Regions from separate parts of the Mus musculus genome. Here region 1 is linked to region 2. Evidence: chromatin loops called from intact Hi-C (ENCODE). Cell type or tissue: heart. All regions are shown on one strand. Links, peaks and the distances in the headings refer to the core of each region. The heading gives the core; the rest is flanking DNA. Region 1 overlaps AU040320 (expressed sequence AU040320). Region 2 holds the start of Ncdn (neurochondrin).

Region 1 (16,110 bases), core at 4,613-12,612, 87 kb before region 2:
TGCTCAGGAAGGTTTGTGAGGCACGTGAGGGAGTGAGGGCATGAGGGCCTACCCCAGCATAGCCGCCTCTCCTCACCTCTCAGCCAGAGCAGGCAGAACCTCAGAAACAAACGCTGGGCTGGAGGGGGAGGGAGAGAGGCCATGCAACCCGGAGCTGCTGATGGCTTAGCTGTGGCTACTGGGGATTTTTTTTTAACTCTACTTTTCTAACTTTTAAAGGAGGTCATACGTCAGGTTCCATCCAAGCCCTGCTTCAAACTGCTCTCAGACAGATGGTATGAATATACTGAGCCTGGGTTCCTCATCCATGAATTGGGAGAAGGATGTTGGAGGTATAAAGGCTAAAGCTTTCTGAGTGTTGGGGCATACAAGGCCATACTTTTGGATCAGTAACTATCACCTCTTGTATGAGCCAGGCAAATGTTTTACCCCTGAACTATGCCCTTCTTTTGAAATCATGTTTAATAGTGAAAAGCACGCAATAAATGTAACATAGAAGAAAGTACACAGCTAGTTAGGCTGTTGCAAATAAAAACAAAGAAACAAACTAGAACAACCCCTTATGAACTCAGCTGTAAGTGTGTGAAACTCTCCTGTGTCCAGGTATGAGGCTGGGCCATAGCACTTCAGAGGATGTGCACCCAACCACACCCCACCAGGGTCCCCACCTTGCAAATCTCTACAGTGACACCCCTTAAGTGAGGGCTTGTGCCCTCTGGCATTGGTAATGAGAATTTTCTGCTGCAGGCCTTGGGGTGGTCAACCCCACCACAGTGACTGGGAGCCCAGTGAAATCCTATAAGAAAGACGCCAGACACCTCATGGAAAAAATCCTGTGACATGAAGCCAGATGGACTTCAAAGAATTCATCTTACCCCTGCCCCCACCCCCACCCCACGTCACTACCCCATCTTCTTGCCTCTTGCAGCAGCAGATTGTAGTCCATGACAGGATCCCCAAGGCAACAACAATGACAAAGGAGGCAATGATGACGTAGAGCACGCTCCATTCTGCAAAGGAAAGGTGGGGGTACATGAGAGGCTGCCCCGCACTGGGGAGGAAGCCTGTAAGCTTCTAGAATGCCAGTCTCCCAGAGGGACTCTGAGCACTTTGCAGTATGCAAGGATACATCTTTTTCCCCCCTCAAGACATGGCCTCTCTACGTAGCACTGCTGTCCTGGAACTTGCTCTGTATGTAGACCAGGCCAGCCTTGAACTCAGAAATCTGCCTGCTTCTGCCTTTCAGGTGCTGGGATTAAAGATGTGCACCTTTAAGATGGGGAATGTGGGTTCCCATGAGGCCCGGCATGCAGGCACTGCAGAGAGACAGAGGCCTGTCTGGCGGCACACGGTCCCCAGGCTAGGGTGTGCAGCTGCTCTGAACGCTGCAGAACCCTCTGCTAAGGCTCAGTAAGTGTGGAGGAAGGACGAGTCCTCTGCTCTAGGCTGCCTCCAGCTCCTGCCCCCTCAGCACAGCCACACTGCAGCCAGGCTGGCACAACACCACTCCCTCCCTCACTCACCACAGTTGCTGTCTCCATCCCTCAGCTGCACCTTGATGAAATTCTCCATCCAAAACGGGTCACAGACACAGCGCTTGGTGAATGAGTCACAGTGGCCATGGTCAGAACAGTTCAGCTGACATGCTGAAGGTGGCAGAAAAGTCGTAAAAGTTAGCAAGCAGGGGACAGCCAGCTTCAAGGGCTCATGAAAATGAGGTCCCGCATGTTGGCTTCATGTGACAGGCGGGTACAAGACCCTGGTCAAACAGCTCCAACGAGTCTCCTTTGCTGTCTGAACCAGTGATGCTCAACCCTGCATGCCTCCACCACAGAGTGACGTCATTCCAGAAACAATGCATGAAATATTACCAGTGATGCTCAGCCCTGCATGCCTCCACCACAGAGTGACGTCATTCCAGAAACAATACATGAAATATTACCAGACTAGGTGTGAAATCTATAAGAGCTCACATTTTCTAAATTAGACGTATGTATGAAAACCTTATGGAAGAGGCCTGCAGTGGACCCAACAGCAGCTGACTGAGGCTGCGCTGAGGGACCATCCTCCCACCATGCCACGAGGCCAACTGTCAGTTCTTCAGCCTCAGAGTCTCAGCTTTATTAATGCTGCCTGCCTTCAAATCTTAGGGCGATGGTGAATTAGAAGGCTGGATAAAATAAAGATCCAGTTATTTTCTTACCAGGCTCACAGTTCCCCTGTGGGCCCCGGGGTGAGTCCCCATGGGAATGTTTGTAGGAGCTGTGCTCACAGCCCACAACTTACTGACTGTGCTGATTTCCAGGGCTCTGAAGATGAGGAAGTCAGCCTTCTGCTTCTGCAGCTCGCTCTTGAGCATGGCTGCCACCTCATGGCCTTTGAAGAGCTGGTGGGGAGGGTCGTTCTGAACAAAAAACAACATCTTGGTGCTGCAGAGACAGACAACAGCGTCAGTGTGCTTACACGGTCCACACAGAGACAGACAGCAGCGTCAGTGTGCATGGTAGCAGCCCTAGCCACATCTTCAACTCACCCTGTGTCTGTGACAGACATAGTACTCAGCCTTTGGTGACATGCACTGCCACAGCAGGCCAGCAAGAAAGGGGTTCTGTCCTATCTTCATGTTACAGAGGACAACACAGAGAGGGCCCCAAGGAGCAGAGCCAGATTCCCCATCTGTTACCCAGGACCCTAACGCTTACTCCTTTTTAAAAGATACTCTGATTGCAGGAGGCTGCCGTCCAAACAGTCAGCAGGAGCAGGGAGAATAGGGTCTGGCTGTGCCTCCATCCCTGCTATCAGCCTTTGCAAGCTAAAACAGCCAGGCACCTGGGTTTGTAACCGGTCACACGCAAAGCATGTCATTGCTTTGTGAATGTCAATGCTGGAAAGATTATCTGTAAACCAAACACTGAATTCTGTGATAGCAAAAGGGCAGGCCCTACACAGCGGGGCTGCTGGTTTGAAATGACATCACTCCAAGCCCAGAATCCATTTGCTTTCTACCTGTTGTTTGAACTTGTGACTGCTCCCTCTGCCTTAATTTCAATCTCTCTGAGGGCCTGCCCCTTAGTACCATAAAGCAAACCTTCCCAGTCATTGGGCCACATGGATTCTAGATACAACCAAGATACTGACTCATCAGTATGCAGGACAGCTGAGGGTCCCAAGTATCCCAGGGGCCCTGACCAGCTGCTTCCAGGACAAGCTATGCCAAAGTACAGCGGCACCTTCCACGTATGATGTAAAGTTGAGCTGTCCTGTCCTTGACTTAAAGCTAACAATGGGTCCTGCAAACTCCAGACCCTAGCCTTTACAATAAAAGATGGGAATTCATTAATTACCATTTCCTCCTGTGATCCACCGGTAAAGATTTTATTTCTGCCTTTACCAGTAGCGCTGCCATCTTTACCCCCTCTCCCACAATACCAATCTCTACTAAGTCATAGCAGCAAAAATGTACCAAGATCATAGACCCCAAATCTTCCAGAGATGCCACAAGCCATCAAGTTTCAAAATAAACTTCTGGTAATACCCACCGATCAGCTAGCCAGGGAGGTGATGCACACTTTTAATCCTAGCCCTTGAGGGTGAGGCGGGTGGACCTCTCTGAGGTCTAGTCTACATAGCACATTATAGGTCAGTGGGGGCTACATAGTGAGACCCTGTCTCAAAATGAAATAAAAGCAGACAAACAAACCATCACTGGTCAAGTACTATGTATTATAGATTCACACAGACATTGTATTAAAATTTTTTACTACACTTATTTGTATGTGACTGTGTGTGGAGCTCAAGAGGCAACTTATGGAAGCTGATTCTCTCTCTCCACCATGTGAATCCCAGGAACTGAACCCAGGTCATCAGGCTTAGCGTCAATCTCCTTTGTCTACTGAGCCACCTCTTGGGCCCACATTGTCATATTTAACCCCCAACAGCAATGCTATAAACTAGGTGCTAGAGCTTCCACAGGTGATAGGCAGTCGTCACACTTCCCTGGTGGGCACCTACCAGTGGGGTAGGTGAGGACGGCCCTGTTTCTCTCTGCAGTGCACATGTCCCTCAAAAGAGGAGCTCCCCACCCACACCAGGTGTCCCTCCCTGCACTGATGGCACGGGTGCTCCTACCTAGTCAGCTCCCAACACCGTGATCAACCTACCAGCTGTTTGCCCAGGGTGCTCCCTAGCCATGGACACAGCATTCTTTTTGTTGTTGGTGGTGGTGAGGTTTTGGTTTGGTTGTTTTGTTTTGTTTTGTTTTGTTTTGTTTTTCAAGAAAAGAGTCCTAAGTCTGGCAAGGTGGTTAAGAACTCGCATGGCTCTTGCGGAGAAGTTAGACTCCCAGCACCCATGAGGGAGGTGGCTCACTACTGTGTAACTCGGGCTCCAGGGGATCTAGTACCTCGGCCCCTGCAGGCAGCTACACTCACAGACACGTGCATATGTATGAGAAGTTAAAACAGTGTCCTAGTGACACAGCAGACTCACAGAAAGCTTGCACCCTGAGAGGTCCAGCCCTACCCTACCTGAGTCACAGTCTCTTCGGATGAGGCCTGGGCCCCAGTTGGCTCCCTAAACCCCCAGGTGACTGTCACGTGAGGCTGGGGTAACTGCTTGCCCAGGATGCCCCAGCTTCAGCTCTGATTCCAAAGCTGCTCAAAGTTAGTGTCCCTCCCTGGAGCTGCTCCCATCTGCCACCCCTCACCTCCTACAGAGACAGGAGGATCTCTGTGAGTTTGAGGCCAGCCTGGTCTACAGAGTGAATTCCAGTATAGCCAGGGCTATACAGAGAAACCCTGTCTCAAAAAGTAAAACAAAAACCAAACAACAAACTAAAAGGGTACGTCTATATCCAGCCTCCACCTTCTTCCCGCATCAGTGCTTGCTCTGAGCCACCTCTTCAGCCCCAGCTTCCAATTCTGTGCTCTCAGATGGTAGCACTGTCTTTTTGGCAGTCTATGTGGCACTCTCCTTGGGCTAGTTTTGTGTTTTCACCGCACTGCTGGCAGCCCCTCCAACTCCCAAATTCCATGGCCACTTCTTCCCTCCTCCAATAACCCTGTCTCTCAGAAGGGCTGGAGAGATAGATGGCTCAGCAGTTAAAAGAACTGACTGCTCTTCCAGTAGTCCTGAGTTCAAATCCCACGCCACATGGTGGCTCACAACCATCTGTAATGGGATCTGATGCCCTCTTCTGGTGTGTCCGAAGACAGCTACAGTGTCTTCACTGTATAATATATATTTATTATTATATATAATAAGTAAATCTTAAAAAAAAAAAAAAGAAGGTCTGGAGGCAGGAGGTTCAAGGGTTCAATGCCACCCTGGGCTACATGAGGAAAAAGTCACCCTGAATTCAATAGTCAAGTGTGAGTTCCTTGTCATCCCTAATATTAGTTCGCAGGCTGAATCACTGTCCAGCCCCAGTCACCTCATCTCACAGGTGCTGACCCAGGCACAGCACCGCCCTCCTCGGGCACAGCACTGCCCCCATGGCTCCTTCTCATTCCTTCTCACCAAGAGCTAAATGAGGGCTCTCATCTTGTTGCTGCTGGACACACCCAGAAACTCCCAACTGCTCCCCTAAAACCCCACCCTTCTTAGCTTCCACACCACTCACCTCCCTGAAAGCAAATCTCAGCAGGGATTGCCTTGCTTTTCAAACTAACTAACTTGAGCTCCTTTGTATGCAAGTCTCCCAGTCTCCCCGGTTGCACCTCTGAGCACATCCTGCTTGCACTTAGGGGGGCCCACTGCCCACACGCTCCCTTCTCAACCCTTTAGTTCTCATAGGCTGGGTAAGGCAACCTTTACTTCTGGGCACACCTCCTCCAGCCCTCCTGGGAGAACTAACTGCTCTAGCTGTTTCTTTACGGCCACACAGTGGCCCCTGCTCTGCAGTGAGATCATAAACATACTTCTCTCCATCCCAGACTAGAGCTGACACACGGGATCTCTTCCGCCCCTCTTCCCGAGCCTGTCTGAGCATCTATTACATGACCACGGCCTGACTGGCAGGATGCACTCCTGAGCAGCTCCTGGTTGGAGCTCCTGGTTGGAGCGCCTCCTCAGCCTGGCCCACTGCTGCTCCCCTGGGAAGCCTGAGAACCCCAAGGCCTTCCTATGGTCCCCACATTCATTATCCGACTACCTCTGCTCCGTGTACGGCTGAATCTTTTGCACAATGATGTCGGAATCCAGCACCCCCAGGAGGACCCCAATCTGGCGGATGAGCATCCCCTTCAGCCTCTCAGTCAGCTGACTGACGTTCACATCCAAGATGATCTCCACTAGGTTGCTTTTCCTGGGGTCTGGAAAACAGGAGGATCAGTCATGGCTTCAGAAGTGGGCGAGTTAAAACAGACCTGCCTGTCGCTGTGTTTGCTTTGGCACAGAAGGGGAAATGGTGGCAGCAGTTAGATGTCCCTCAAGTGGGAACAAAGAGGAGTTTACTCCTAGCAGAGCCATGGGAGCTGGTTTAAGGCTTCCCATTACCCTGAGAACTGTCACACAAAGTGCCAGGATGAGGCACAGGCCAGGGAGCCTCAGGGGAGGTAAGACACGGTGGTCTTTGCGTCACCAGCCCTATCTGACACTGACAGGCACAGCTAAACTCTCCATCTATGTGTCCCCTGAGCCAGGGACATGCTGTACTTTGTTTATAAATATGAGAGACACCCCTCTGTGCACGCCTTCTCCCCACCCCCACCCCAGCCATCCTAGCAGGGAAAGTCCAGGAAGTCAAGAGATAGCTTGAGCACCATAATGTTTTGTTTTGTTTTATTTTTAATTTTACTTTATTGGTGTTTTGGCTGTGCGAATATATGTCTGTGTGTCTGTGTGAAGGTACTGGAGCCACAGACAGTTGTGAGCTGCTACCTGGGTGCTGGGAATTGAACTCAGGACCTCTGGAAGAGCAGCCAGTGCTCTTAACCGCTGAGCCCCAGCGCCATATTGTTAGCCTCTAGCACCTGGATATGGCTACGCTTGCTGGCCAGATCTGAAGCAACTATAAGTTGCTCAGGAAACCTTGAGTGGAAGAGAGTCAGGGTGCACTATCTGTAGCCTGATTTTGAACACAGATGAGACCCAGTGTGTCTCAGCCACTATCCTTCCTAGAGGCAAGGCAAGGGCTGACTGTCTTCCCAGGACCCTTCCCAAGATAGAGGCCATGCCTGAGACTGACCTAGGGCCCATCAGTCCTGCCCACTCCCACCCTTCCCTACCACAAAAACAAGCTTCTGTTTAAGGAGGACATTTATTGCTGAAACCCTGAGAAGTGTGCCGACATCGCCTCACCTTCCCTGGATTTTCAGATAAAGCCTGAGGGTCAACTTACAAAAATAAACTGTTTTCTGCATCTCCATGCTGATGAGACATCATGACTCACGCTATTGCTGTGCTCAACTTCCCATGGAACCCTGGTCGGTCATGCACAAAGGAGCAGGTGCTGGGCCCAGGCTCTGCCTGCCTGACACACTGCTGTATGGCTCGGGGCAAGCCTGCCCTCTCTGGGATGGAGGCCTTGCAGGCGGGGCTCACCAGGCTTCACTTCCACTGTCGTCCGGTCTGTGTCGCTCTCGCCCTTTGCATCTGTCACTTTCAGGTGAAACGTGTAGGTCCCCTCCACCAGGTTGGAGAGGAAGAGGACAGGGTGGTGGTCAGAGTGATTCAGCACCTCCTGGGGGCGGGAACGACATGGCTGTGCTCTGGGACAGAACGCCACCCCTTTCTTGGAGTTAGCTATTGCTTGAGCCACACAGCTCTGCTGGTGGACAGTCACCGCACTGCCCGCCACAGCTCCTAGGGTCAGGAGAGCCAAGCCCCTGAGCACAGCAGTTGTAGAATGACCCACGGGAAGGCCTCCCTGACTCCAGAGCACAATCTCAGTCTGATATCGGGGCCTGCATGGCTAAAAAAGATCCTGGAGGGTAGGAACCCCCTCTTCACCTCCCCCCTGCCCCGTCACATCCTGACACACTCACTCACCCCTGCGGCTGGGCTCGTCTCATCTCGAGTCCACAGGTAGCTGACTATCCCCTTGTCATCTGAGGACCTCGAGCCATCCAGCTCAGCTGTGCTCGTGGGCAAGGTCACCACCACGTTCCCAGCGATCTTGGCTACTGGCGGTTTGTTTATTTCTAACCAAGGAGACATCAACGACATAATGTGACATTCTGGGAAAGCAAGGCTTCACGTGCAGAGCTGCTGAGGAGCTCAGCACAGAGAGCACCTCGAATAGGGAGCTGTTAGTGCTTATCCAAGAGTGCAGAGCAAAAGCCACGCAGAGGGGACAGCATGCCTCCCTCCTGTGGCTCTACAGCAGGTCTCCACTTTAAAGGAATTTAGTGACTAGAAATGAAGACCAGGGTGCTTAGAACCAGAGGCTCAGGCTTTGCTAGTTAACAGCATAACCTCCTTTCAAGCGCTACTCTTGGTGTGTCTTCTCTCCTTGTGCTTCATAAGAAAAAGAAGAGTGTGACCCCTCTAAGCTGCGGCCCCACAGACTCTATGGCATGGAAGGTCGTCTTGCCAGGGTGTTCCTCAGCTTAGTCAGCACAATTCTGTTTGGATGTCACCCGCTGACGAGGTGACTTTTCTACTACCAGTCCATGGCCTCTCCCAAGTCCTCCCCAGACCCTGTGAAGCCAAGAGGACAAGGCAGATAGATGTTGGCCAGAGGCTGCAGTGCAGCCGCCATCCCAGCTCCTGCCAGCAGGTGTCACTGTAGCTATCAGAGAGTCACAGAAGCCCAAGGACTTAGCATAGAGGCAAAAGCAAAATGCAAAGCAAATAGCTGTCAGTGCTTTCCATTTCATGTAAGAAGGAAGAGCAGGAAGGCGGCGTGGGGCTGGGGCCAGCGGGAAGGGAAAGGGGCTTTAGAATCAGCAGCCACTCTCAAAGCTCCCTTCCCGGAGACTGCTTTTCCTATTTGCCTCTAAATCAATCCTGTACCACATAAGACAGGGCGGACTCCTGGGCTATCCCAGGAATAGATAGACCCACTAGGCTGCTGCACATGCCCACAGCAAGACGCACCTTCTTTGACAATGACATTAACGGAGCTCTGGCTCTGTAGGTTCCTCTCATCTTTGACAGTCAAGGTGAATACATAAGTCCCGACTTGCAGCCCAGTCACAGTGGCGACACTGCTGTTGGCATTCTCCAGCTGCACCCCGTCAGGTCCCCTAGACGAGAGAGTAATCAGAGGGCGGAGTCGTACCTGTCTGCTGCTCCCCTGGCAGCAGGAAGAACAATTATTACCTCAACTGAGACAGGAACAATTGTTTCCCAAACCCTGACAGGAAATGTTTAAAAATATTCCGTTTGGAAAGTATCACTTGGTCCTAAAACACAGGCTACTTCTGGTCAGAAAATTCCACTCCTCAGCTGTCAAGCACATCTCGGCTTGTCTTTTATATGAGCTTCTAGAGCATTCCACCCTTATTATTCTGGCTTATATAAGCAGTAAGTCCTCTGAGCAGCTCTGGGATCAATAGGGGGCTCTAGGATGAGGCTTCTGAAAAGCGTTTCTGGCCCCGTAGCTAGTGTGCTAGCAAAGCAGCACACTGCACTTCTTATCCACAGCCCTGAGCCGCCCTTCAGCCCACCCTGGAGAGAAGTCAGGGAAGGATGCAGGCCAAGGGGGCCAAGGACCTCTCAGGATGAAGCCATCTTCTCTCCATATCGCAGACTCCTCTAGCCCTTGGACAGCGCCACAAAACACCAGGACACTAACTACATCCTGCCTCCTTCGCACTGAGTCTCAGCACAGCGGCCTGCAGCAGGCTTCTGGCCAGCACACAGGCAAGGGCTGCACACATCCAGAGCCCTGCACACCCACGCATCCTTCCAACTAAGGACACCCAGAGAAAGCTTCCAGCTCCTAGCTCTGCTTTTGAAACTTATTACCTCTGACCCCAGCGGCTTCTCCTGAATCAGTCTCATCTAGGAAGCTCCACTAAGCACTATTTACACTGCAGCCACTGCTGAGCCTCTGCTTGGGGGCTCATCAGGTCTGCTTACAATAAACAGCTACAAGAAAAACACATCAGCTAAGGGAGACCCAGCTCTCCAGGGCAGCTGAGGAAAAGGATGTCTACTGCCTAACACGGACTTCCTAAGTAGATATTAAAACCCTTCCCCACCCACCTCCAATGCTGTAATAAGATCTCACTCTCTCTCTCTCTCTCTCTCTGTGTGTGTGTGTGTTTGTGTGTGTGTGTGTGTGTGTGTGCGTGTGCGTGTGTGCGTGTGTGTGTACACATATGTGTTAGGGGTAAACCCAGCCTGTCTTTGTGGCTGCTGTTTTGGAACTGGAGAATGTTTTCAGCTTCCCTAGAATCCCTTCAGTTCATGCAGAACTCTGGATACAAGTTAAATTCCATTTTCTATGGTTCATAAAAGCTGAAAGAAATTGTACAATCAGGAATAGCTCAAATAGGTAATTACAACTTAAAAAGAGTAATTTTTGGCTGCAGTCTTTGATCTTTGGCTAACTTAACTGAAAACCAAAGTCTCTGAAGAGCAGTAACACAGGCATGCTTTGCTTTTTGCTTTGCTTTGCTTTGCTTTGCTTTGCTTTGCTTTGCTTTGCTTTGCTCTGCTCTGCTCTGCTCTGCTCTGCTCTGCTCTGCTTTGCTTTGCTTTGCTGATGAAGGTTCAGTTCCTCTCAGGAGCTGCCTGCCCACTCCTCAGTTAGCCTTACTAGTCAATTTTGAACAATGGTATCTTTCTGCTCCATTACCTTCCAACCTGCCTCTCAAGTGTAACGAAACTATGCATTTAGCAGATGGGTGGTGCCTGCAAAAGCCCAAGCTCACACAGTGGGGCTAACTGATGATATACATTCTCTCTTTTAAAAAAAATCAGAAAATCTTTCTTAAGAGTTGAACCTTAGGGGCTAGAGAAATGGCTCAGCGGTTAAGAGCATTGAGCCCTCTTCCAGAGGTCCTGAGTTCAGTTCCCAGCAACCGCATCTGTAATGGGATCTGATGAACTCTTTTGGTTGGTCTGAAGACAGTTACAGTGCACTCACATACATAAGATAAATAAATCTTTAAAAAAAAGAGTCAGCTGGGCGTGGTGGCGCACGCCTTTAATCCCAGCACTTGGGAGGCAGAGGCAGGCGGATTTCTGAGTTTGAGGCCAGTCTGGTCTACAGAGTGAGTTCCAGGACAGCTACAGCTACACAGAGAAACCCTGTCTCGAAAAAAAAAAAAAAAAAAAAAGAGTAGAACCTTGGGATTGTAAACCTTTCTTTCTCACTCTCCGGGAGAGACTAGTAAGAATGAGTCAACTCTCAAAAGCAAATAAACCCTGCTGCTCCATGGCTGGAAACTCTGCCCAGATGGCATCGACACTCACCGACTCTGCTCCCAAAGGTAAGAGACGACTCTCTGGTCATCTGTGCTCTTGCTGCCGTCCAGGGTTGTGCTGTCCACGGGCAGGGTCAGCTCTTTGTCTGGGCCTGCATCTGCCTGAGGAGGCTTGTTGTTCTCTAGGACAAAGATGCAGCCATCAAAAGCAGCACTCCAGGTGGCAGAGGAGAGGATCCATTGGGGCATCTGCTCTGGTAGCCATGGGAACTCTGCCTCTTAGCCCAGAGCATTACAAGATATGTGGGAGAGATGGATGCCATCAGGGGACTCACAGTAAAAAATGAAACTGAATCATGTCAAACAATTTTGAAGTTTTTACAGCTCACTACCTCTGAAATCTAATGCAGTGGGCTAAGAAGAGGTAGACACAGTTTTCTAGGCATTGAGGGCTTTGCAACAACCCTTTAAAACCAAGTAGCATTTGGTATGATGGTGACGCCATCTCCCAGGCCCTCACCATCACACAGTAACTTGCAAGGCAAGGACACACACTAAAGCTCAGAAGTCTTGTAAGGCAAAGGGTGAGAGCCGGGTGGGGTGACTCTCAGGCTCTGAGGGGCGACTGCCTGCCTTCCACTTCTCTGGCCTGCAGCCCAGAACTCCAGCCTGTGGCCCCAGGGCTGGCAGGATCCTGGGGAGGAGCTTACCAGGCTGCACAATCACAGTCACTTGGGCGGTGGCCTGTTGTCCTGCGGTGTCAGTCACTGTGAGCTGGTAGGTATAGTCTCCTTCTTGCATTGCGGACAGCTGCAGGGCTGGCGTTCTAACTCCCTACATGCAGAAATTCAGGCATGGGAAACGACTCCCAGGATCACAGCAATGCACACAGTACTCACTCGGGAAGAAATACTTCAGCCAGGTCTTTAAAACTAACTTGGTACTGGGGGTGTGTCCCTGGTCAGCACAACGAATGACCATTAACAGAACAGCGTGAGACATTGTACTATTAAGAATTTCTATAGATTCTGTGGCAGCAGAGAAACCTATCAAAACACATGAACTAAAGCCAGGTAAAACATGCTTTGTGTCATGCCTCTAGACACCTGAAGGTACAGAGCCCTTCCGGCCTGTCAGAAGGAACATTATAAATAACTGGAGGAAAGCCTGCAACACAGGAGCTTTCTAACAGCAAAACCTGGTGGCCTAGGGCTGAGTTCTGCTTGAAGGCATTTTGCTTGGCCTGTCGTGCTGAATGGTGGGAAATTCCACCCCAAAATCTCATTTCTGTCTGCTCTTAGCAAGACTGTCAACTAACACTAAGACCATCTCTCTGTGTGATAGCAGCAGGACCCAGGAAGCAACAGGTCCCTACTCGCCATAGCCGCCCAGGTTACTCTACTTGTTTAAGTGCCCTGTCTATTTCACAGACTTCTGGGGAGGGCATCTTGTAGCTAGATGATCTACCAGTGAGCTTAGGGAGGTTTGCACGCTGGTGGCATCTGTGTGGTGTGACTCTCTGGGTTGGGTCACCCATAAGAGACAAATTTCTTACCTAGCCTCCTAATACTAAAAGTTTCAGGTAATCTGATAATCAGAGGTCTAAAACTTTCACTAACCAGCAAATTTCTGAATTTGTTTGGGGATTTTAAAAATCTAAATGCACAAGCCTGACTTTGAGAATAAAATGGGGCAGAGAAAGCCTGAGCAGTTGATGGAATCAGAGCCTCCCTGTCCCCTGAGAGAGGAGGTATGGTGCGCCCTCCTACCTGCATCTCCACCACCTTCCCTTTGCTGCTCGGGCTGAGCGACCACTCATAGCTGGTGATGCCGTGGTCATCCGTGCTCTGGTTTCCAAAGAGGGTGATGGAGTTCTGAGGCAGGGTGATCACTTGGTTGGGGCCTGCATTGGCCACGGGAGGGTAGTCCACAGCTTTGTTCACAGTCAGGCTTGCAGTGGTGGAGTTGGTAGCCCCGTCAGAGTCGACAACAGTTAAGCTGTTGGGAGAGAAGAGTTAGTAGGGAGGAGGACTGAACATCAGGACCGAGCAACCCCAAGGCGGCAGGAGTTTCCCTCCTACCCATCCTGCTGCAGAAGCACATTAATGTTAGCGCTGAAGGTGACTGAGGCTTTCCTGTGAACCAGGCGAAGTCCCAGATGCTTTCTATCTAACTGAACGACCACAAAGGCTCTGGAAAGTCTAACCTTCGTGTTCTCCACACCCACAGGAAGAGATCACAGCTTGACAGCAGTGGCTTCAGGATTTGTAACCCAGGTCCTATATGCTAGCAGCAGTTTGTGCTGCTGCCTGTGTCTATCCACTTGCTGAGGCATGTTCAAACATTGCAGAGTATATCATGGATACCAAAGCCCAGAAACCCTGGCTGGCCTCGAACTCACAGAGATCTGTCTGCCTCTGTTTCTGTCTCCGGAGTGCCAGGATTACAGGCAAACACCTTAGCCTGCTCAGAAGCCCATTCTTAGGGAGGAATAATCCCTGGCCTCCATTCCTACAGAGCTCACAGACAGCACACCACGCTGCCTGCAGCAGGCTCTCCACCCTTGTTCTGTTTCAGCCATGCTGAAGCACAAAAATGGGCGTGGACACGCTGGGCACAGAGCTCTGGGACAGACCACGAAGACGCGTTCCAGAAAGGTGGGAGCTTGAGGTGGCAAGGAATGCTCCTACGCAGCATGCCCACAGTATGTGCAGGGAGAAGCCGGGTTTATAAGAGCAGACTTCCACCTAGACGATGCCTTCCGGCTGAACAGCCTAAAGCTTCTCACACCACCTCAGAATGTGAGCATAAGGGAGCAGGGAAGTTGGGATCCTTCCATTTTGCTGACAGAAAAGCTTTGAAAAGACATGCAGTTTGTTTAAATCTCACCAGCAGCCTCAGACATAGCCAGACACCTGTGGAGCTTCCTTCCAGTCTTACCTGTGGTCTGTAGGGCATTCTGGGTATTGTAGCCTTTATAAGAAGGCATAGATGCTTGGACTCTTAAACAGGCTCAAGTATTGGACAAAAGGATCATGGGACTCAGCCTCTTCCCCCAGGCCCTGACTTCTCACAGGTCTGTGACTGTTGACGCACTACAGTCACATGGGCCATTGCTGTTGTTTCTGACTATTCTGGGATGGTCCTTGGGGGGCCCTCAGAGACCTTAGAGAACAGCACCTGGCTGCAGGGCTAGGGCAAACTAATGCCGCGCAAAAGCAAGAGTGAGAAGATCAAACAGAATCAAAAGCCCAATCTCATCATATCATAGATTTAAAAAAGCGTCACTTCCTACCCCCATCTATCCCACATCGTAGGTTACCACGTGGTGAAGAGCTCAGACTCTGAAGGCAGACCACTGTGTGACCTTGGGCAAGCTACTTAACCTTCTGCCAAAATTACCAAATCTGTAAAATGAGAATAACTAGAATTCCTGTTTAAAGGATTAAATGAGATAAGAAATCAGAAAAACACTTTGCACACAGTACATGTTCCAAAAATAGTGGTCATTCCTGTCACCTTTGGCTTTGTTTGGTTGGTTTGGTATTGGGGTTTTGTTTTGTTTTGTTTTGAGCTGGACTTGCTATTTAGCTCAGTATGAGGTCCCTGCTTCAGTCTCCCAAGTGCTGTGGTTACAGGTCTGTGCCACTATGTCCAATTTTGTCGTTATTTTTAAAAAGTATCAACTTAGCCCAGGGTAAATTCTATGTTAAGAGGGAAAGTTCTAAGAAACTTAAGGTAGACATCACTCAAAATTCCCATTCAAGCCAATGAGAGGGCCCCAGGCTGCACTGTAGACCACTGCCCCCTCTTGTACTTTAAGAGCCAGTGAGAATGCCACCAAGGAAGGGCACACGTACGGAAGGGCTGTGCTATGATGTCAACTCCGTGTGACCAACAGCATCTAGAACTCAGTAACCCATGGAGGACAGGCACCGTGTATGTGTGTGTGTGTGTGTGTCTCTCTCTCACACACACACACACAATCTTCAAATAGTAAATACTATTCTTTGAATGCCCTTCTTAATCTGTTGGAGTGCCGTCTACTTTATAGACCTCAGTTTCCATGAGGCACTCTGTAATCTCTCCAGAGGAGGGCATGTCTCACCTTCCTGTATATTCAGTGTCTCAGCAGCATCTGCCACTGTGGAACTCATGTCTCTGTGTGTGTGTATGTGTGTGTGTGTGAGTGTATGTGTGTAAGTGCATGTGAGTACGTGTATATAAGTGTGTGTGTGTGTGTGTGTGTGTGTGCGTGCGCGTGTGTGTGTCCCGGGGTGAAGTGGGACGATCCATGACTGGAGGATTAGAAATCTTTTGACCTCTACTGTGTGACTCAGAGGTTACTAAATACAAACGACTTTCTCTAACCCTATCATCTGCATAAGGAGCATGATACTCATTGCAAGTATACCGCAGCATAAATATGCAAATATAGGGAATGCCCTAGAGTAAGCCTAAAGCCTCATTCTCTTTTAAAAAATTTAGTTATTATATGTAAGTACACTGTAGCTGTCTTCAGACACCCCAGAAGAGGGCATCAGATCCCATTACAGATGGTTGTGAGCCACCATCTGGTTGCTGGGATTTGAACTCAGGACGTTCGGAAGAGCAGTCAGTGTTCTTAACCACTGAGCCATCTCTCCAGCCCCTAAAGCCTCATTCATAACACACATTCTAAATGTCAATGCTAATTCTTGAAAGGATTTTCTTTGAATCAAATCTTTCAAAAAGTTCCAATAAAGAAAGATTCCACAAATCGCCTTCAGACTGCTAACAAAACATAAATCCC
Region 2 (16,110 bases), core at 5,424-13,423:
GCAGATGTTAATCCCTTCGGTTGCTTTCAAAGGCATTCTAGCTCCTTGAGTCGCCTTTGTAGACCTCTCCCCTCATTATATTGCGTTCACAGTTTAGGGATAATCCCCTACTGCTAACGTAGTATTCAGCCTACAAGAACTTTTATGTGCCAAATTTAATACTTGCTTAGAATACCTCACATAAGCAATAAGGGCCAAATTCTTGCTCTGAAGAAGTTGACTAACTCCTGAGGAATTTCCAAGTTCTTAAGGGAATCTCACATTTGTTTCCAAATGATAATCACCAGGTCCAAAACGCTATTTTCAAACCACATAGCAGTAAAATTATACAGAAAGCACTGACTCAATAGCCCACAAGGAAGAAAGGGTAGCTTTTATCACACAAATCACGATCGCTCACTTCTATCAGTGGGCTTCACTACTGAGTCCAAAGCAGAAATGAAAACGAGCCGCCTAAATGAAGTCAGTGTGTACTGGGAGCTCTACCAAAGGGGGCCAGCTAGTAAGTGGTCCCCAGGACTGGGTGGTAACTGCACAGCTCCCTTATTTTGCGTTATGTTTTCAGTAAGAACTCCTATAACCCATGAGTTAAATGATAACAGATTAAAAAACAAAACACCTTTTTATCAGGGGGGAAAAAACCTGTAAGTGCTCAGGTAAAAGCTGAGTATACACAAGATACTGGCACCAACTCAGGCAACCGGACAGGGTTTCACTGGGTCACTTTGTTGTTGCACTGTCTGGTAGGTTTTCATCTCTTTATTAAAAATAGAGAGAGAAGCTGCTGTTCAAAAACAGTGGAAAACAGAAGAATAAAAAGAGATCATGGAGCGGGGCGCCTTTAGTCCCAGCACTCGGGAGGCAGAGGCAGGCGGATTTCTGAGTTTGAGGCCAGCCTGGTCTACAAAGTGAGTTCCAGGACAGCCAGGGCTACACAGAGAAACCCTGTCTCGAAAAACAAAACAAAACAAAAGAGAGAGAGAGAGATATCATAATAAATAAACATTCGGTTATACATTTTATTTTAGATTGTTTTTCTATTATGTGAATTTTTTTTCATTTCATACCATTAGAACTGTAGTAAGCATGTAGTTATTTATCTTGCTTTTACTATTTGTGTAGGATATCTCCCCATATACTTATTCTTCTAAAGTAGGGTAGTATCTGTCCTAGTTTCTTTTCTGTTGCTGTGATAAAAAACACCATGATCGGGGCTGGAGAGATGGCTCAGCGGTTAAGAGCACTGACTGCTCTTCTGAAGGTTCTGAGTTCAAATCTCAGCAACCACATGGTGGCTCACAACCATCTGTAATGATAACTGAATCTCTTCTGGGGTGTCTGAAGACAGCGACAGTGTACTTACATATAAAATAAATAATAAATAAAATCTTTTTACAAACAAACAAACAAAAACACCATGATCAAAAGCAACTTGGGGAGGGAAGGATTTATCTCAGCTTACAAGTTACAGCCCATCAGCAAGGGAAGCCTAGGCAGGAACCCAAAGCAGAAACCAAGGAGGAGAGCCGCTGCCTGGCTTGCTACCTCCAGTTTTCTCAACTACTTTCCCTGTGCAGCTCAGGCCCACCTGCCTAGGGATGGCACCACCCACAGTGGGCAGGCCTCTTCTATATCAGTTAGCAATGAAGAAAATCCTTCTCTGGGTAGCCATAGGACAATCTGACAAACATAATTGTTTAGTTGAGGGTCTCTCTTCCTGGGTGATTCTGGTTTTGTGCCAAATTGACAGCTGAAAGTAATTATGACACTATCACATAAATACGTAAAAACATTACTGCGGGGGTCACTGGGCAGGAGATGGCAATGTTTCAAAGTACAAAATAAACAAGTGTCGATGATTGTCCCTATTTCTAACAACTGTCTAAAGATGTACTTAAGACAAACTTCTTTTGTTTCTGTTTTTGCATTTACTTATTTTGTTTGTGCATATATGTATGTATGTGGGTGCACATATGCCATAGTGTGTGTGTGTGTAATCCAGTGTGTGTGTATGTACACATACCATAGTGTATGTGTGTGTGTGTGTGTGTATATATATATATATATACACACACACACACATATGTTATAGTATGTATGTATGTGCACATGTGCCACTGTGTGTGTGTGTGTGTGTGTGTGTGTGTGTGTGTGTAGGCTAAAGTCAGCTTGTAAGTCAGTTCTCTACATCCATCATGTAGTTTCAAGGACTGTCAGGCTTGCCAGCAAGTATCTATCTCTCTGGCCCAATCTTTTGGTTTTCTGAGACAAGACTTCATTCTGTGGTCAGTCTGGCCTGAAATTTATAGGAGTCTTCTGTTAAGAGATTACATTAAAGAGACAGATGTAGTGGCACACACCTTTAGTCCCAGCATTAGGAGACAGAGGCAGGTAGATCTCTGTGAGTTCAGAGCCAGCCTGGTCTATATATTAAGTTCTAGGATAGCCAGGGCTATCTCCAGAGACCCTGTTTCAAAACACAAAAAAACAGAAACAAAAACAAAAGGATTATATTACAGGCCTGAATCACCATGCCTAGCTCTTGAGCTATACATACATATACATATACATTTATATCATATACATACACACAAACACCAACATATTAAAGCCAAGGTCACTATGTGTCTAAGATAAACTATTTTTATTTATGTATGTCAATATGCACACATACACGTAAGGTGCCCTCAGACTCCAGAAGCTGGCCACCTGACCAAACCCGGGTCCTCTGCAAGAGCAACTAATGTTCTTAGCCACTGAGTCACCTCTCCAGTTCCTCTCAATTCCCACACCAAAAACAACTCTTTATTTTTTTATAATTGTATGTGCATTTGTTTTGTTTGCATGTATATATGTGGGCCACTTGTATGACTGGTTACCTGCAGAGGTCAAAATAGAGAGTTGGATTTTCACTTGTGGGGACAAGTGAAATTACAGAGGGTTGTGAGCCACCATATGGGTTCTAGCAAACAAACCTGGGTCCTCAGAAAGAGCAGCCTGTGCTCTTAACCACTGAGCCGCCTCTCCAGCCCTAAACCTCTTAAAAGGGGAAGTAAGTCAAGGGGTATGAGCTTTTTTAGATCTCCTGACACTTATGCCAAGCTGTTTTCCATTCACATCTTCTAGCACTGACCGAGGGCAACAGATCTCCCTTAGTAGCACTATGTCTTCTTTGCTCTGTTTGCAGTGTGGAGTTGAACCCAGTGCCTTTCACATACTAGTCAAGTGTTCTACCACCAGCCTATATCCAAAGCCCCTAGATATTTTCGGTTAATCTTCATCAGGATAGATTAAAAATAATTTCTTATCTAAATTTGAAATTCCCACAATTCTACTTGTAACCAAGTATAAGGGAAAAATACAGAAAGACTCAGAATTTTTGAGACTTTGTAGTCCTCCCCCTGAACACTGATTCTTTCCAATAACCAGTTTCATATCAAGGTTCTGTGGAAAAAAAAAACAACAACAACAAAAAAAAAACTTTGGTCCAAGAATCACCAATGGTCAGAAGGAACCATGGTGGAACGGAAGAAAACAAGCCTAACAGCAAACAGGCTGAGTTAGGGTCCTGCTCTGCCCTGTTCTCTCTATTTGACTCTAGCCAAGTAACTTTGCTTCTCTGGGTCTCAATTTCCTTATTAATACAATGAGTGTAATCTATTTCAGGATTATCACAAAAATTAAGTGAAAAGTTATGCAATGTTCCTACAAGTCTGGTATATGGTAAGTACACTTTCAAAGAAGTGATTTTCCTGATGTGACAGTACTAAATTAATTAATTAATTAATTAATTAAAATTATCTCACATAAAATGATGCCCAGAATTAGCCAACAAAGCATCATTTTATTTAAAAATAAATATTTGGGTCAGCTTTCTACGTACTGCAACCTCCACCACTATAATCATGCAATCATCAGCTACTGTAAGACAGCAAAAACCCACAGTCAGTGCTGCGAAAATTGCTAAATACAGTAATTACTTGATTCTCAAGATCATGTCAACAACAGAAATCTTTGTAGCTGTCAGAGCACAAGCTGCATAATCAGCCATGACAGTCGTCTCTGCAGCAGGCTTTTGGTCTTTGTCCAGAATAAGGGCACACTCAGAAGTCCTTAAAGGCTGCTTCCTCACACTCCATATTATGTCAGCAAAAGAATGATAAATGTAAAGACAGGGTCCGAGCGTATTTTTAAATTTGGCTTTTGGCATTTAGCCTTCTTGGCACTGATGCCTGGCAAGAGGCTCTAAGCAGGTAAAATGGTCTTCAGAAGGACAGTTGACTCTGACAAGTCCATCAACGTGGCTCTCTTCTATTAAAAACAACAACGAAGTGTTTGGAGCCAGTGAGATGTCTCAGCTGAGCAAGCCTGACCACCTGAGTCTAATCCTCAGAATCCACACGAAGGTGGAAGGAGAGAATTGGTTTCACAAAGCTGTCTTCTGAGCTACACACACAGACCATCGTTGCAGGCATGTGCAGCCCTTTCAAATTATAATAAATGAATTTGTTAAAGTAGTAAGAATCCACCAGACATGGTAGCTCATACCTTCAATCTTAACACTCAGGAGACAGAAGCTGGCAGATCACTGTGAGTTTATAGCCAGCCTAGTCTATATATCCAGTTCTATACCAGTCAGGGATAACACAGTGACACCCTTTCTCAAAAACAAAAGACAAAATGAAGTGTGCATTCCTCTAGGTAAGAAAGTCAAACATCCCTTACTAAACAGGCATGGCCACCCAGCATTCACTCCATGCTTTTACTATATCATCTCTCAAGTCAAGCTAGGAGGCAGAGCTAAGATTAGAACAGCAGGGCAAGGGGATCATGAGGTCAGAGCCAGCCTGGGCTACACAGCCAGATCCTACTTAAAAAGATAGACTTTAGGGAATGTGCCTCAGTCATTAACGTCCAGCTCCAGGACCCCAGTCTATCCAATTCTGAATATTTGTTTTGTTTTAATTTGTCAATCTACCTTTATAAAATGGCCAACTGAATACCAATTCTCCTGTATGAGAAAAAAATCCAATTCATATCTTGATTCCAAAACAAACAAAGCAGGGTATGGTGGCACTCGAGGCAGAGGCAGAGGCAGAGGCAGAGGCAGAGGCAGAGGCAGAGGCAGAGGCAGAGAGGCAGAGGCAGAGGCAGAGGCAGAGGCAGAGGCAGAGGCAGAGAGGCAGAGGCAGAGGCAGAGGCAGAGGCAGAGGCAGAGGCAGAGGCAGAGGCAGAGGCAGAGGCAGAGGCAGAGGCAGAGGCAGAGGCAGAGGCAGAGGCAGAGGCAGAGGCAGAGGCAGAGGCAGAGGCAGAGGCAGAGGCAGAGGCAGAGGCAGAGGCAGAGGCAGCTGAATCTCTGAGCTCCAGGACACACACACACACACACACACACACACACACACTCCAAAAACCAGTCTCAGGAAAAATAAGCAAGCAAGCAAGCAAGCAAACAAACAAACAAAAACAAACCCAACAAGTAAACACCCACCAAAATGATGGCCATTTATGTCAGCAGATGGCTTTTCTACCTCCTAGTAGGTCTTTAAAACAAACTCATAATAGTCAGGATACTGATTGTTTGAGGGGGTGCAGGGTGGAAGAGGTTACATCTTAAATCTCAGATATGGTACCTGTTGACAACCACAGAACGCTGAAGCAGAAGAAACTGTAAAGCAGGTACAGGCTTCTCGGCAGCTTCACTGATGTCTGCCAACAATATCCTGGCAAAACCCAGGAAGCGGGACTTGGCTTGACTCCCAGTCTCTTCTCCATGGCCTTCCAGAGAGGCGGAACCAGTACACTAGAAAGACAGAAAGAGAAGAAATTATATGCCAAGCAATTAATAATTGATTCCTGGAAATGTGGAATGCTAGAAAAATGTGACAGATCAGAAGAAAGAGAAATTTCAAGTGTGTCTTTCAATGTTCATCCCTGCCAGTAAATTTTCAGCTTGAGCTTCAGCAGAGCCTATAATTATCAGCGTAACAACAGAGCAAGGATATATAAAGTGAATCTGCTGTTAAAGTGATTTTTGTATCCCATTGTTGTCTAAGCTAACGTCTGTGAGAGAACGGGAAAGAGCACCAACCTGGGAAGGCAGGTCTGATTTCCCCCTTCAGCTTCTACTAACTGCTCTGTGATTTTGACCAAAGTACTTCGTTATCTATGAAGAGGTTGGACTTCCTCTAACTAATTCTGATTATACTGCCCAGCCTTGCAGTATAGTTTTTCAAGGTGATTCTCTTTAGGCACAGCAAGCGCGTTGCCCTGTTTGCTCCCACCCCCACCATCCCTATCTTACAAATCTACCCAGGTCACACTTTCACATCAATTTACACTTTTACATTATCTGCCTGATCCAAGTCATTTGCAATTCCTGTCTTAAGTACTTGTATACTTCTCCCCATATGTTTGACTTAGGCACTGTGCTGGCTACTCTGTAATCTAGTGGCTGTAGGATGGAGGGGAGAAGAAAGAGGAACGATATATATATATATCAAGATGAGTTGTTGACAGGGTTCTAAGAAACAATTCAAAAATCTGTTGACTAGGCATGGTATCTCGTACCTGAAGTCCTAGCTACTTGGAAGGCTAAGGTAGAACTGTTTAAATCCAGGACTTCAAGGTCAGCCTAGAGAATATAATGAGACACTGTCTCAAAAAAAAAAAAAAAAAAATCTTGTGCTGGCAGTGGTGATGCATAACTCTAACCCCAGCACTGGGGAGGCAGAGACAGGCAGATCTCTGTGAGTTCAAGGCCCGCCTGGTCTACAGTTTCAGAACAGCTGGGGCTACAGAAAAACCCTGCCTCCAAACAAACACAATTAGAAATCTTCTGATGAAAGAAATGATAAATACGAAGCTGTCACCCACAGCTGGTAAATAGCACAGACTGGCAACCCTAACCCTCACTTCCAGCCAGCATACAAAAAGACCAGCATTGTCTGGAATGGATTTCAATGCCAATGCCAAGAAATGAAGAGGCAAACATAAAACTCCAAATTGAGGTAATGCCTTTCTCTGAGCCATAGGCACCGAATGGACTCTTATCTCTCTCACTCTCTTCTACCCTTTCCTAGTCTAGTTTTCCCGTAATTGTACATTAGGGCACATGGGTCAGAAAAGAGGTGTGTAGGCCACAAACACATTGAAAAGATCATGAGGTGTAGCCTAAGAAGCTATACTCGGAAACTTCGCTAGCCTCCCAGGATGGAGCTGAGAGAGTGTATGTGTGTGTGTTCGTGAGTGTGTTCTCGTTTCTGCCTACCACAAAAGGATTTAAAACTAAAGGTGACTCAACACCTGTCATCAATATCTTGGCACGTGGGTGGGAAAAGCAAAAAAGAAAGGAGAAGGCTTTGAAAACAGGAGTAATAAATACCATTGGACTAGCAAACTGGTTACAAGTGCATGGGAGAGGCAGAGCTAATCTCATTTGCACTCCTAGCCATTTACTCGGCTCAAACCTACAATTGCCTATGGGCACAAATCACTGCTAGGGTCCAGTTAAAGGCTTGCTGACCAGAGGCAGGAACGACAAAACACTGCTAAGACCCAAAATGTTTGTTATCAAATCAAAGGGTAGCAACCCAGGGAGAGAACACACACACCCCCACAATACTCGACAAATGAAAATCTAGAAAAGCTCCCGGTAGTTCTGGCATTTAGGGCGTTACAAGTACACCCGAAATAAAAGCACGCTGTTGCAGCAGCTGTTCAGATACAGCAGGGGGTAATGTTTACTTAATACTTCAGGTTGATGGGGAATGTATCATAGTTCAGTCTGTCAGCTACATACGTGGAACTCCATTTATATACACAGCGATAAGATATGTTTGAATAACGACAGAGCCGGTCTATTCAACGGGTGTGAGTAATCAAGAATAAAGCTTTAAGAAAGAAAGAAAGAAAGAAAGAAAGAAAAAAGTCCTAGATGTTTGAGAAAGTTACAGAACAGACTGCATGAATAGCTTTGCTTATATTTGCAAACACTGTTTTCCAAATAGCTGGAAAAATGAACAGATTGTTCTAGGAGGTCGTCTTTCCAATTTGTTCCTAGTTTCCAGTCTGTTAATCACAAGATAGCACAAGGAGAGTCAGCTAAGGAGCTTTAACAGCTTCTATTGTCAGTTGGGCACAACCACCGTGAGATGAGACCAGGCAAAGCATTCCTGGAACCCCGCCTGAGGTCTTCTACTTTGACTTCCTTCAGTTCGCTTTTTGTGCTCACTGCAGCCACCGCAGGACCCTCTAAGGGGCATAATTGTCAAAATTCTCAAGGAGGAAGGTTTTCGCCAACGAGCCCAGCCCCGCCCCCTTTATTCTGTATCAACTTTTTTTTTTCCCTTTTCTTTTCTTTTAATCTCGATGGGAAGATCATCAAACACCAGAGACAGCAACTCGGGACGAGGCTGCAGAGGTCGAGAGTATCATAAGGACCGCAGTGCCTCAGCCTGGTCTGCCCATATGTCAGGGAATAGAGGGAGCTGCCTGACCAGGCCTGAGTCCCAAAGCGGAGGGGTTCAGATTGGGACTCTGGCACCTGCAAGGCTAGAAGCAGCAGATTTGTCCTGTCCCAGCCAGGAGCGCCATCTCCGGGTCCCAACGCCGGACCAGCGTACCCGAGGCATCGCCCGTCCCGCCTCTGCCCCTCCCCTGAGCTCCTGGTCCTCGGCCTGGCAGTCAGCCGCCCCGGCCACCTACCGGGGCTCAGGGCCACATAGAGGGGTGCCGGCTCTCGGCGGCCTCCGCCTCCTCCCGATCCATGGGCTCGGGGACCCCCAACCTTCTCTCCCCTCACGCAGAGGAGGAAGAAGGAAGTGCTGGCTCCCCACCCGGACAGCTCCCTCTTGCCTCAGCCTCCCTGGACAGCGACCGCGGCCGGAAACGCCGCCTCCTTCCCACCTCCCGGGGCTCAACCCGGAAACATACTCTTCACGCTGAGCCAGTCCTCCTGCCCCCACCCTCCGGAAGCGCAATTCCAGCCGCGAGCCCAAAAGTGGGAGGAGGGGCGGCGCTGAGGGGAGAGCTACGCACAAGCGAGGACGTCCGGGCCCTCAGCCTTTGGCCGCGAGCCCTTGCGGGGCGGCCCGCACCTTTCCTCCTTAGCTCGAGCACTCAGGCCCCAGACTCGGGCAATTGCCCACAAGCAAGATGGCCGCACCGGAGGCGCCCCCCTACTGCTTAGCGCCCTGCTGTGCCATTGGTCAGAGTGCGGAGTGAGCCCAGCGCCGATTGGTCGAGAGCGATGCGGGGGTGGGGGTGGAGCTGTAGCAGCCTGGAGCCAAGAGTGGGCAACGCGGCGTGAGCAGCAGCCCCAGGCTCCCGGAGCATCGCGCCCGGAGAAAGACTTCGCCGCTCGGGGCCGCAGCCTGGTGAGCTCAGCCCCCTTCAAGCCCTCCCCTGCATCTCAGCCGGAGCCTCTCCGAACCGGCGCTGATCGATGCCGAGACTCCCCAGGGACCCTATCGCGACTCCATCGTGCCATATCTCGACATCACCGTACCCTGTCGAGACTCCATTTTGTCACAACCCCTTTCAGTATTTATCTATCTACCTATATATTTTTTTAAATTTGCCCTATCATATTTGGGGGCTGTCCCCTTCATGTCGTGATTTCGCTGTGATCTCTCCGTGACATCACCGCGCCATCGTGAAGTGTGATCTCATCGCTGCCCTGTCGTTCGACTTCATCAATGTCGTGTTGTGACCTGGCTGCGGCGGGACAGGTGGTGACCGCCAGGATCCCTTCTCCCCTTCTCATCTCTCCATCACTGCAGCCCCGCTTCGATTATCCGGCTTTTGGATTCTGTTATCCTGAGAGCCACCCGACCCCTCTTTCCTTCTCCAGCCAGTGCCGGCACCCACAGGCTGTTAGCGGGACGGACAGGGAGAGTACAGGGAGCACAAGGGGTTAATGTTGCTGCTGCTGCAGCAGCAGCTGCAGCTCCTGCTCTTGCAGCCTCTGCAGCCTCTGCAGCCTCTGCCCGAGGGAGGGAAAGAAGAGAAGGCAAGGAGGCTGCGGGGGCGATTAAGAGCCCTGGCTGGAGGGGTGGGTCCACAGGGGAGTCTTCAAAGCCTTCTCTGGAGAGCTTGCCTTCTCACTCCTGCTGAAGCCAGTCTACTTTCTCTGAAGAAGGGAGGGGAAAGGAACCCTAGAATGTCCTTTTCTTCCTTGTCGGCGTGAGTCCGGATAATCGAACTTGACCCGTGTCTGTCTGCATTCCTCCCTGTCTGTCCTCACCGCTCACTCCTCGTGTGCCTCCTGGAGAGAGATAAAACCCGGTGTCTGGTGCCAGGGGCTGCTGAGCAGTTGGGCCAGCTCCTTCCCACTTCTAGACTGGTGAGGAAAGCTGTCCAGCTGAGCAGCGGCATGCATGGTCCTCATATCCCACTTTTCTGGAGGTGACCTTGGACCAGGGTCCCTTCTTCATCCTAAAGAATTTGTAGGTCCAGCCTCTTAAAGGGGCTCCCCCAAGGGAGGTCAGTCATGAGGAAGCCACCCTTCCAAATCCACCCCCCCTCCCTCTGTGCTAATCCCTCCCTACATCCTCCACTTCCACCCCCGCCCCCGCCCCTCCTCTGCAGAGGGATGCTCAGTCCCTCTTGTGTTCACAGTTGGGCAAGGCGGGCATCATGGCCTCGGATTGTGAGCCAGCTCTGAACCAGGCAGAGAGCCGAAACCCCACCCTGGAGCGCTACCTGGGAGCCCTCCGTGAGGCCAAGAATGACAGCGAGCAGTTTGCAGCCCTGCTGCTAGTAAGGACCTGGAAGGTGGGAGGGCTGGTCAGGAGGGCCCCCAAAGAATGGGGTCAGCAAGTCTCCAGGGGTATCTAAGTGGTATTGGCAACCCGGAGGTACCAAAAAAGGCCTGAGACCTCTACCTTTGTACTCTGTTCTCTTGAGAATGGGGGAAGGGGAGAAGAGGGGTGAATAAGACTGTGGCATGGGACCACGGAGGAGGCTGCCTGGATTTGCTTTTTGGGGCGTCCCGGAGCAGATGGGAGCTGACTCATAGGGTAACAGCAGCAGGTTGTAACTAGTGCAGAGTACTTGTGGGCCGGGGTAGCTTTTCCTCGACCTGAGAGAGTAACAGGATGGGGAGTAACTAGCAAGAGGTTCTGAGAGATGACCAGAGTGATGATCAGTATGTCAAAAGTAAAGGGTCTTAGTCTGCTAGAGGAACCCAAGCTGGGGACAGCAAAGCAGGAGCTGCAGTGCTTGGGGTGGGAGGGGGGGGATGAGTTGGTGTGTGGGGGGTGAAGGGAGGAGGGAGTGCAGCAGTTGCTTGTTTGCCATGGCAACAGGGAGAAGGCTCTGGAGTCAAGGGCTCACACTGCAGCAGAGGAGGTGTTTAGGCGAAACGTAAGGGGAAATGTTTTGACATGCGGAGCAACGAGACACAGGAGCCATTTCCCGTGAGAAGGTGTCGGAAATGGATCAGAGACTTCTCTGGAGAGAAGTCCTTAGGGAAGGACCCTGAATCCTTAGAGGATTTGAGTTCTGAAGCCCCTTGCCTCCCAGGTCTTAGGCATATGGATTAATGGATTAGAGACCAGGAGGCACTCCTCAGCTGGCCAGGTGATGACCGTTTGCCCAGATGTGTAGTGAAGGGCCACTGGACAAACTCCTTTCCATGAGGCAATCAGACATGATAGGGATACCAGAGGTCACACCTGTCTTGTCTCCAAGGAGGAAGGAGGAGCTGGACCAGATGACCCCAGAATGGATCCCATTGCGTAACCCATTCCTGCAGTGCCCAGGGAACAGGGTAGGGACAGTCTTTGCTACAATTCTTCTCACTCTGCTGATAGTGTATTACCCTCCCCCCCCTCCCCCCCCCCAGGTAACGAAGGCAGTCAAAGCAGGTGACATTGATGCCAAAACCCGACGTAGGATCTTTGATGCCGTTGGGTTCACCTTTCCCAACCGACTCCTGACCACTAAGGAGGCACCTGATGGCTGCCCTGACCACGTTCTCCGGGCCCTGGGCGTGGCCCTGCTGGCCTGTTTCTGCAGCGACCCTGAACTAGCCAGCCATCCCCAGGTCCTGAACAAGATCCCCATCCTTAGCACATTCCTTACAGCCCGGGGGGACCCTGATGATGCTGCCCGCCGCTCCATGATCGATGACACCTACCAGTGCCTGACAGCTGTTGCGGGCACACCCCGAGGGCCCCGGCACCTCATTGCTGGTGGCACCGTGTCTGCCCTGTGCCAGGCGTACCTGGGGCATGGCTACGGCTTTGACCAGGCTCTGGCACTCTTGGTGGGGCTGCTGGCTGCTGCAGAGACACAGTGCTGGAAGGAGGCGGAGCCCGACCTGCTGGCTGTGTTGCGAGGCCTCAGTGAGGATTTCCAAAGAGCCGAAGATGCCAGCAAGTTTGAGCTCTGCCAGCTGCTGCCCCTTTTTCTGCCCCCAACAACTGTGCCCCCTGAATGCCACCGAGATCTGCAGGCTGGGCTGGCACGAATCCTAGGAAGCAAGTTGAGCTCCTGGCAGCGCAACCCTGCACTGAAGCTGGCAGCCCGCCTGGCTCATGCCTGCGGCTCCGACTGGATCCCAGTGGGCAGCTCTGGGAGCAAGTTTCTGGCCCTGCTCGTGAATCTAGCGTGCGTGGAGGTACGGCTGGCTCTCGAGGAGACAGGCACAGAGGTGAAAGAAGACGTGGTAACAGCCTGCTATGCCCTTATGGAATTGGGGATCCAGGAGTGCACCCGCTGTGAGCAGTCCCTGCTTAAGGAGCCACAGAAGGTTCAGCTCGTGAGCATTATGAAAGAGGCCATTGGCGCTGTCATCCACTACCTGCTGCAGGTAAGGATCCACTGGCCCGCAGAGGACGTACGAGTGTGATGGGAGATAGCATAGCTGTACATGCTGGCTGGTACTGGTAGCAAGCGCTCTAGGAGTAGTGTGTGGCCGAGCCTCCTTCCCTCTCCCTCCCTGCCGTGGGCCTCCACACAAGCACCATACCACACACCATATGTGCTCTCTGATCACAGCACACACACACACACAACACAGAAACCTCCCACTCACATATACTCTCCAGTACACACACTCTACACATCACACACCAAGTCGAAGCAGACTGTTCTGCTCACGCTAAAGCATTGTCTCACATATCAGCCTGGCTACGTATTTACATGTCTTCCAAGTAAACTTGTAGGATGCAGGAGAAGGATGGGGGGGGGGGACGGGGAGTGGCCTGGTTCCTGCCTCTGGAGTTTCTGCTGAATCTGTTTCCCCCTCCCATGTCCTTTACTCTCTGTATTTGCAAGGCCACCTCTTCTGCCCCCTTAGGAGTCAGGTGCGATTGGTCTCTTTAATGGCCTGCTTCAGCCACTGGACTCACCAGCCTTATGTCCAACAACTCATGCTAAGCTCTGATTTTATTTTCTGATTTAAACCAAAACATGGGTGACCTCTCACTACTTGATAGCAAGTCTTTTTCCCTTCCCTGCCTCAATTCAGAGCCTCTCTAAGGAAATGTTACGTTTCCTCTGGCTCCCCAGCTACCTTAGCGGTACAGTTAGGAGTATGTGACTTGAGTCTTTAAGCACTAGACATACTGTCTGAGACCCACTTGATTCCATTGTCCACACTGAGGTCCCACTAGGTGACCAGCCCCTGTGGGGTGAATCCCTCCCATGTGCTAGGTTTTTGGGTAGAGGTAGGCTTGTTGCCCCCACCCCCTTAAGTTATGTTTATCTATTTCTTAGACGTGGTGGAAGGACGATGCCTGCATGCCACAGCACACATGTGGAGTTTGGAGAGCTAGTCAGGTCTCTCCCTTCACGCTGTGATTCCCAGGAATCAAACTTAGGTTTTCATGTACCCACTGAGCCATCCATTTCACCGGCCCTCGGTGCCCACAAGTAATGGGCCCACAGGCCAAGATTTCCCTTGAGTTCTGTTACTGGCAGGCAGAGGAGGGTACCTGGTTCAGCTCTGTTTCACTGGGGTCTTGTGACCACAGGTGGGGCCAGAGAAGCAGAAAGAGCCCTTTGTGTTTGCCTCGGTGCGGATCCTGGGTGCCTGGCTGGCGGAGGAGACCTCATCCCTGCGTAAGGAGGTGTGCCAACTGCTGCCCTTCCTTGTCCGATATGCCAAGACACTCTATGAGGAGGCTGAGGAGGCCAGTGACATTTCGCAGCAGGTGGCCAACTTGGCCATCTCTCCTACTACACCAGGGCCTTCATGGCCAGGGGATGCTCTCCGGTGAGTTTATGGTTACGGGTTGTCCAGCCAGACCATTCCAAAGAAAAGGGTTTCCAGGATTGGTGGCACATGCCTGTAATCCCAGCAGTTAGGAGGCTGAGGCAGGAAGTTCTGAGAGTTCAAGACCTATTTGGGCTACATAGAAAGCACCAGTTCCTCCAAGGCTATGTCAACATAGCATGGCCCTGTCCCAAAAAAAGAGAGAAATTAGATGGATGGATGGATGGATGGATGGATGGATGGATGGAAGAAAAGGGTCAGATAGGGATGCCCTCTTTCCCCTAACCTGGGCTCCTGATGTCATGAGTGTCTCCTTAGGATCATTTTTTATTTGTTTGCTTTAGGGGTTTCTTCCCACAGAACTCCTGAACTGTCCCCATACTGCTTGCCATCTCAAATTTAAAAAAACAAAACCAAATCAGGGTCTTATCAAGTAGCCCTGGCTGTCCTGGAACTTACTGTATAGAACAGGCTGGCTTCAACTCAGCCTCACAGAGATCTGCTGCCTCTGCCTCCCAAGTGCTGGAATTAACGTATACAGGCACAGATACACACACACACACACACACACACACACACACCCCTGGGTGATGCCCAGATTTTTATTAAAAACAGAATTTAGCCGGGCGTGGTGGCGCACGCCTTTAATCCCAGCACTCGGGAGGGCAGAGGCAGGCGGATTTCTGAGTTCAAGGCCAGCCTGGTCTACAGAGTGAGTTCCAGGACAGCCAGGGTTACACAGAGAAACCCTGTCTTGAAAAATCAAAAAAAAAAAAAAAAAAAAAAAAAAGAAATTGCATCCACACTTTTAAAATAAAATGGCTGAGCTTGCTGGCTTACACCTTTAAGATCAGCACTTGGGAGGCTGAGGTAGGATCGCTTTGAGTCTGAAGTCACTCTGGGCTGCAGAGGAAGACCCTGCCTCAAAAATTATTTAAAAAATAAAACTGCCGTAAATGAGCTCAGAGGTTGGGTTGAGAAGTACATAGGCCACAATTAAACTGGGGCAGGGCCCCATGGGCTGGGGCGTGAGCGCCTCTGACGTCTGAGCTTCCAGTGGGAGTGAGACCACCTCCCCTGACTTCTACGTTCTTTTTCAGTCAGGGTGCTCTGCCCTTATCTCTCCCACCTCACATTCATCTGTCTCCACATGTCAGGCTCCTCCTTCCCGGCTGGTGTCACCTGACTGTTGAAGATGGTCCCCGGGAGATTCTGATCAAGGAAGGAGCCCCCTCACTTCTGTGCAAGTACTTCCTGCAGCAGTGGGAACTCACATCCCCGGGCCATGATACCTCGGTGCTGCCAGACAGCGTGGAGATCGGCCTTCAGACCTGTTGCCACATCTTCCTCAACCTGGTGGTCACCGCTCCAGGGCTGATCAAGTGAGGGGCTTGGGAGAGGCTGGGAGGAGATCCCGGGAAGCAGAGGGGGTCTAGCACCCGTTTTCAACCTCTGACTTAGTTTCCCTGTAGCCGTAGGCTGAATGTTAGCATAAGCCGGTTTCAGAACAAACAAAGCCAGTGCCACTTGAAGGTTTGTTGCAGCAGACCCCCAGGTATCCGAGGGCATGTCTGTCAGCTCCAGCCGTCACTCAGCTCAGCTACTTGGCATCTGACTGACCCAGATGGCAGGGTTGAAAGTCAGAAGTTAACACTTCACCCTGCCTCACGAAGTCCTGGCAAGCCCTGGCCTGGTAAAGCTAGAAACCTCAGATGCCAGGTTTTCCAAAGGGCTTGGTGGAGTCTGCTAACTTTCCGCCTGCCCCATCCTCTGCTCCCTTCCTCTCCAGACGCGATGCCTGCTTCACATCTCTTATGAACACCCTGATGACGTCACTGCCCTCACTAGTGCAGCAACAAGGGAGACTGCTTCTAGCTGCCAACGTGGCC

What was found. A loop is a pair of places that touch in the nucleus more often than their neighbours do. Peaks named below come from ENCODE experiments on the same cell type or tissue, not always from the same donor. Only the 100,000 strongest peaks of a DNase experiment are listed, where the experiment ranks them.
Region 1: it touches region 2 in a loop (4-fold over the local background); 22 of 42 quality-filtered maps call a loop at or near these places.

The regions. Positions count from the first base shown.
Region 1 is chr4:126,832,677-126,848,786 of GRCm38, reverse strand. It overlaps AU040320 (expressed sequence AU040320), which reads right to left. Exons shown (of 21, transcript NM_133886.2): 10 at 13,088-13,316; 11 at 12,029-12,152; 12 at 11,368-11,500; 13 at 9,040-9,188; 14 at 7,990-8,141; 15 at 7,543-7,681; 16 at 6,152-6,311; 17 at 2,287-2,429; 18 at 1,524-1,646; 19 at 920-1,010. Among named protein-coding and RNA genes, the nearest start is that of Gm25604, 20 kb to the left of the region's middle. In heart, for the core only: a CTCF peak has its summit at 8,695 (motif pointing right); DNase peaks (open chromatin) are centred at 8,676 and 9,796.
Region 2 is chr4:126,746,589-126,762,698 of GRCm38, reverse strand. Ncdn (neurochondrin) reads left to right here and starts at 9,270. Exons shown (of 7, transcript NM_011986.4): 1 at 9,270-9,728; 2 at 10,618-10,758; 3 at 11,846-12,814; 4 at 13,980-14,221; 5 at 15,379-15,603; 6 at 16,011-16,110. The coding sequence starts at 9,696. AU040320 (expressed sequence AU040320) reads right to left here and starts at 8,929. Exons shown (of 21, transcript NM_133886.2): 1 at 8,704-8,929; 2 at 5,631-5,800. The coding sequence starts at 5,772. In heart, for the core only: a CTCF peak has its summit at 8,712; DNase peaks (open chromatin) are centred at 9,208, 10,218, 12,248, 12,338 and 1 weaker place; H3K4me3 peaks cover 3,230 bases; H3K27ac peaks cover 3,037 bases.